2 separate regions of the Mus musculus genome follow, and region 2 is linked to region 1. A link is a contact called in ENCODE POLR2A ChIA-PET data. All regions are on one chromosome and are shown on one strand. Each heading gives the region's core, a stretch centred on a gene start or an enhancer-like site at or near the end of the contact. The rest is flanking DNA. Distances are from core to core; before and after follow the strand shown. Region 1 holds the start of Tgs1 (trimethylguanosine synthase 1). Region 2 holds the start of Rps20 (ribosomal protein S20).

Evidence for each region. ChIA-PET counts read pairs that join two places held with the same protein, here RNA polymerase II (POLR2A).
Region 2: POLR2A ChIA-PET joins it to region 1 with 13 read pairs in Patski. The contact joins the promoter of Rps20 here to the promoter of Tgs1 in region 1. POLR2A ChIA-PET finds 5 or more read pairs at or near these places in 4 of 5 experiments (Patski and embryonic stem cell).

The regions. Positions count from the first base shown.
Region 1 is chr4:3,573,293-3,576,442 of GRCm38, reverse strand. It overlaps Tgs1 (trimethylguanosine synthase 1), which reads right to left and starts at 1,564. Exons shown (of 13, transcript NM_054089.4): 1 at 1,314-1,564. The coding sequence starts at 1,417. Tmem68 (transmembrane protein 68) reads left to right here and starts at 1,590. Exons shown (of 8, transcript NM_028097.4): 1 at 1,590-1,739.
Region 2 is chr4:3,834,293-3,837,424 of GRCm38, reverse strand. It overlaps Rps20 (ribosomal protein S20), which reads left to right and starts at 1,770. Exons shown (of 4, transcript NM_026147.6): 1 at 1,770-1,941; 2 at 2,134-2,233; 3 at 2,416-2,489; 4 at 2,742-3,132. The coding sequence starts at 1,939. The coding sequence ends at 2,924. Gm32823 (a long non-coding RNA gene) reads right to left here and starts at 1,776. Exons shown (of 5, transcript XR_881078.2): 1 at 1,491-1,776; 2 at 550-742. It overlaps LOC115490074 (a small nucleolar RNA gene), which reads left to right and starts at 2,279; the gene lies at 2,279-2,346.

The DNA of each region.
Region 1 (3,150 bases), core at 315-2,814:
TTGCTATCAAAGCACCACAGACATGTCTCTTATCCAGTTGAGTTAACTGAGTAATTGTGCAAACCGCTACCTTAGTGCAATATTGATCTCTTTTGCTTAGAAAGTGAATTCAGCGCAGCCTGGTCCCATCTTATATTCCATTACCTACCAGCATCTAATAGGAGCATAAAAAAGAACTTTACTGAATTAAATGTACACCTGAGCGTTGGGAGTCATTTTTGTCTGCTTCTGTAAAAGCCTGTCTGTTAGGCGGAGTCAAGGCAGGTCAGGCTGACAGATTTCCTGGCCTGCCAACGGCATGGAACAAAAAGCTACAACTGAGGCTCAAGGAGAGAGGCTGAACGTTCGATTAATCTTTGTGGAAGGAACAGGGAGGCCTCCGGATGGGAACAGATATCCATTCTCTGTCAGCCATTGTCTGTGCTAGTTTGTGACTTTGTTTCCCATGATACTGTAAAGTGTATTAAGGTTATGAGAAATACATTTGGGGCCAGTGTGGTTCAGGCCTGCAGCCCTCCGGATTTCTAACCTTTGTCTCTGAGTCTTCTTTTCGGTCTTATAATCATCCTCACTCCCCCACTAGAAGACTGTTCAACTCTGAACCAGCAGGACCTGTGCAAATGAGCCTAGTACATTTTTTAAATGTTAAATTTAACATGGTGTTATATTTCTTTTTTGAGGAAACTTTCAGATATCTTCCCTCAAGTACATAATGAAAATGAGTACCTTCAAATTTAAAATTTGTCAATGCTTTTCCCACCAGAAGGTACTTTCTATTCTGGCAATTTTAAACATGAAACCAACATTTCCCCCAGAGATGTCTCTAAAACTGCCATAAACAGTTAACACTTTTATCTCAAATAATTAGACGTTTCAGATACATAAATTTTTGTTGGAAAGGATTTTACAGTTTGCAAATAGAGCTCTAATTTGATCCTTCATCTCATCAATCTATTTGTATTAGTTTACACTTCACACTCCATCTTACTGGTATAGCTCAGGATGGTCTTGAATTTGCTATCCTTCTGCATGGCCAATACCTGGGCCATCTCGCCCGACTCAACCAATGTTGAGATTGGCCCTTCATTTATGGAAACCCGAAATGACACATATAAGGTACCACATTTAAAAAAAAATCAAAATTATATTAATCTTCCCTTTAGTAATTGCAGTAGAACATTCCTTCATGCCCGCGGGGTTTCGAGTTTCTTAGACATCAGGTCATGTGGCTTTCTGGAAAGCCTCTCTCTAACTCTGCGACACCCCCATTCCTGAGCAAGGACAGAAAGTGAGAGAGGACCGTCGCGACTTACTCCACAAATGCCCGGGAGCAGAGGCAAAGGATCTTGTACTCCTCCTCGCGGTCTTCAATGAAGAGCAGCATTTCGGCCACATGGTTCCACTTCTCGCAACACATTTCGTTATCCGGGCTCGCTCTGGTGTTGTCCGCGACTGGGCCGGGCGCTGTTGCTGAAGACAGAAAGGCGTAACTCGCGCGGGCAGAGGAGCGGAACGCGCCTGGGGACGCTCGAGCCGGGAGCCAGCCAGCCGCGCTACCGGAAGCAGCGACAGCAGCTACCGGAAGGGGCGGGGCGACCGACGGTCCTACACCCAATGTGGCTCGGCCTTCTTCCTCTCAGGCAGTTAAAGGAAACCGGCACTACCCGCGTGTCTGCTTCTCCCGGCTCTGCCGCCGACCAGCTGCCGAGGTCGCCGATTTCCTGTGACTTTCTTGTCAGGTGCGTCGAGCTCCCCATGGACTTCTCCATGCTGTTCTAGCCGGTAGCAGGCGTGGTGTCCTGGTCGCGGGGCCCGGAGCGGAAAGCCGGACTAGTTCCCGGCCTCTGCGCCTGCGCCGTGCAGTATATCTACAACTGCAGTATTCCTTCCTTTCATAACTCCTAAATTCAATATACCAGTCTAGATGTGAATTATAGATAGGCATGGTGGTATACACCTTTAATCTCAGACTTGGGAGGCAGAAGCAGACAGATCTCTCTGAGATCAAGGCCAGCTTAGTCTGCAGAGCAAGTCAGGTCCACACAGATGCTGTCTCAAAAATAACTAAATGTCTTACAGCATTATTGGAGAGAGTGACTAGAGTTAGACTATGATGCAGTAGAAGAGTAGTCATTAAAAGAGTAGGGGACTTTAACCAAAAGTAGAAGAGCATTTTTATATTGAAAAACAAAATCTTTGCAAGGTAATGTACATCAGAACCCGGAGAAAGAAGCTTGAACTCAAGGGGTTTTTGTTGTTTGTTTTCTTTTTATTGATAAGTGACACATGGGTGTGAGGAGAAGGCTTATTGGTTATTCGAGTTGGTTAAAGGGACAAAACATTCACGGGTGCATGAAAGTTGTCCTCCGCCTTCACATGCTCACTCATGCATCCTCCCCACAGGGTCAGGTGATTAAAAAAAAACATTTTAAAATTCTTTAAAAAGCCAATGGCATGTAATAATTTTACATATTTCTGGGTCACGGGGCAGCATTTCAGTGCATGTAGAAGATCATGAGAAGATACATTCATGAGAAGATCCGGGGAAACGATATATTTCTCACCTCAGACACTGTTTCTTTGTGTTGGGGCATTCAAACTGTTCTCTCTTAGCTGTTTTTGGATACTCACTTTGTAATCCAGTTTTCCTACTGTGCTTTAAAAGTTAAGTCTTCCTTTTGGCTATGCTCCACACCCACTAAATCACCATGTCTATATACTTCCCTGCACTTGTCCTGACTCGCTGTTAATCTTTGAGATTAACTTCCTTGTATGAGAGACTGATATGGCACCACCCAGAGTTAGTGTGAGACTTCCCACCTCCATTAACAACAGCAAAACCAACCAAACAACCTCACAGACATTCTCAGAGGTTTGTCTCTTAGGTGGTTCTAAACCCATAAGCTGACAGTCAAGAGTAGCAACAACAGTGTTGCTATCTATTCTTCATATGTTTGATAGCCAGTGACTATTCAAGCCCCCCTTTTAATGGGATTATTTGGGTTTTTTGACTACTTAGAAATAAATCTTTTGACTCTAGAAATAAATCTACTGTTCAACTAATAGTTTTTTTTTTTGTTTTTTGTTTTTTGTTTTTTGTTTTTGTTTTTTTTTTGTTTTTTTTGCTTTGGATGTCTGTTCTTTGGAGGG
Region 2 (3,132 bases), core at 521-3,020, 260 kb before region 1:
GATGTAATTAATATGAATACAGATCACATCTCAGGAAGCTGCAGTATGACTGCATTTCTTTATTTGTTCCAGATAATCCTACTGATACATTATGCAGATTTAAAGTTGATGTCACAGTTAATAAAATAAAAATGCAGGTTTTAGCTATGGTGGTGGCCAATGCCTTTAATCCCACCCAGTATTCTAGAGGCAGAGACAAGAAGATCTCTGTAAATTCCAGAGCGGCCCAGACTAAAGTCTTAAAAAAAAAAAAAAAAAAGAAAAAAAAAAAAAAAGCAGACACTCAGGAGGCAGAGGCAGAGGCAGAGGCAGGTAGATCTCAGGGTGCAGGCCAGCCTGGTCTACAGAATAATTTCAGAACAGCCAGGGCTACACAAAGGAACTCTACCTCACACAAAAACAAAGCAGAACAAAACAAATAGTCAAGAAAGGAAAAGAAAAACAAAGTTAGACTTTTTTCTGATGTTAAGTCTACTAGTAGTCTAAGAGGTCAATGGATTATATTTAAAAATAATTGAACTCGAAAACTCCCCTAACTTTAACACTTACCTAATTGTTCAATGACAGCAAAACTTCATGTACACTGTGAGTCAGAAAGCCAGTTCCTAGTTAGGTCGAATCCCGACCAAGCAAGTGAATCGGTGCTGGCGCTCCCAAAGCTCAGAAGAACATGGCTTAGGGAGTTCTCCTTGGAGGGGAATCAGTGCTCTGGGTTTGGCAACTCGGAGCAAGTAACTTTCACCTACAAAATAATGTTATTTCCTCCTGTGTTGTCTGTAACCCACCTCCAGGCTTACATTCTATTTGACCTTGCGCAGTGGGTAGTGTAGATTAATCTGCACCATCCTCTGCGTCCTAGGACATTTGACCTGAGGACATTTGGCTTTCTTTCTGCTGTACGCAGACACTAATTTTATTATGAACAACTGCTCCGTTCTAAGGAGTCCCCGGAGGTCTCAGCCATCATAACATAGCAGAACGGAGCTCCATCGCAACATAGAGAAGAGAATATTAAAACTGGGTAGATGGGTTCCAGGCCAGGCTGCAGGTACAATGCCCTGTGACCCCACAGAGCACTGGGACTAGAGTTCTGCCTTCACTTAATTGAACTAACTGAAGCTAAACCTGGGTTTCCAGCAGATATAGACGTTTCCAATATTCCTGGAAGCCCAAAGCCAAAATATCACAAAAGGGCATTTCAGCTCCGAAAAGCAGTTTCCGAATAATTTTTAGAATATAAGCTTAGTAATTAATGGGGGGTGGGGGGGAGGTGGGGTGTGTGTGTGTGTGGGGGGGGTGCCACAGCTCTCGTCAGAAGACAAGTTTCCGAAAACCACTATCTCCTTCTACAAGGATTCACAAGATTGAACTCAGGGTGTCAGCTCATGGATGGAGTGCGTTTTCCTGCTAAGCCCTGACTTCTGTCTTCAGCACCAAGTAAATAAATGCCCTGTCACGATCATTCTTCCCCAAGGTCCGTGTCAGCTAACCTCAAAACAACTCTTCCCTTGTCAGACAAAAGCAAGCTGATCGAGTATGCATGCGAAGCATATTTCGCACTGTAAAGACCGTAGGTGCTTGTGCAGAGAGCACCTGGCATGAGTTTTCTCCGCTCCAGCTTCGTCTGTCCTCCGAGTCAGGACAGGGACTCCGCCGAGAGGCCAGAGGGCGCGCGCGCGTCCTCGCCTTTCCCGCCAACTAGGCGGGGACGCAGCCCGGCCTCCCCCACGGCGACCTCTTCGCGGGCGGGGCGGTTCCTGTTCCGGGTCACAAAGCACCCGGATGCGCACGTGCTTTATAAGCGCCCGGCGCCGTCCGGCCCCTCCTTTCTGAGCCCCGGCGGTGCGCGCTACGGAGCTCGGCCAGCCTGCTCCGTCCTGACTCACCGCTGTTCGCTCCTGCTGAGGAACAAGTCGGTCAGGAAGCCGCGCCTCAGCCATGGTGAGGTGGGGGGCGTCGCCACGCGGCCTGGGGCGTCGGCGGGGCTCGACTTGCTGGGGCGCCGGGAGCGCAGAGCCCGGGAGAGGGCTCCCGCCGCGGCGAGGGCCCGGGAGAGGGTCCTCATGGCGGTTGTGTAGGAGTGGGCCTCCACTTACGGGTCGCTGTTTGTTTTTCCCGCCTGGGTGATAACAGGCATTTAAAGATACCGGAAAGACGCCCGTGGAGCCCGAAGTGGCGATTCACCGAATTCGAATCACGCTCACCAGCCGCAACGTGAAGTCGCTGGAGAAGGGTCAGTACGATGCTCGGGGTGGCTTGGTGATCGCTGGGGCGCGGTCGGCGATGAGGAGATACCAACCGTATTGAGTTATAGTGATATTTCTTATACGCTATTCTGAGCCGATAGGCGAACTTGTTTAAAACGCCTCGAGTCATTCTGAGTTAACTGAAAGACCATGCTTTCTTAACCCGCAGTTTGTGCGGACTTGATCAGAGGCGCCAAGGAAAAGAATCTGAAAGTGAAAGGACCGGTGCGCATGCCTACCAAGGTAAGGGACAGGTAGACTCGAGTACTGGTAGACTGGTGGGGAGGGGGAAGGTCAGAGTTTGATTGCCAAATAAATTCAGAGATTAAATTTACATTCCTAAGAATACAAGTTATTAGGGGCCAAATGTCTGGTGGCGATTGAGTATGATACCTTTCTTAAAGCAAACTCCAAAACTCTCTAGTAAAGGTTGCTGAAACCTGTTAACATACAGAGAAAATGGTTCAGAAATGGACTAATTTTGTTTTATTGCAGACTTTGAGAATCACTACCAGAAAAACACCTTGTGGTGAAGGTTCCAAGACCTGGGATCGATTCCAGATGAGGATCCACAAGCGACTCATTGATTTACATAGTCCTTCTGAGATTGTTAAGCAGATTACTTCCATCAGTATTGAGCCGGGAGTTGAGGTTGAAGTCACCATTGCAGATGCCTAAGACAACTGAATAAATCGTCTTAATGGTCAAATTTTGCTGGCTTTTGTTCAGGTTTTTTTTTTTTAATTCATGTTTATGAGTGTAAATGTGTGTGTCACAGGGGTGTCAGATGTTCTTTGAACCACCATGTAGGTGCTGGAAACCCAACCTGCATCCTCGGAGAGAACAGGTTCCTTAACCACTGAGCAAGTACTGAAGCATTAAACTG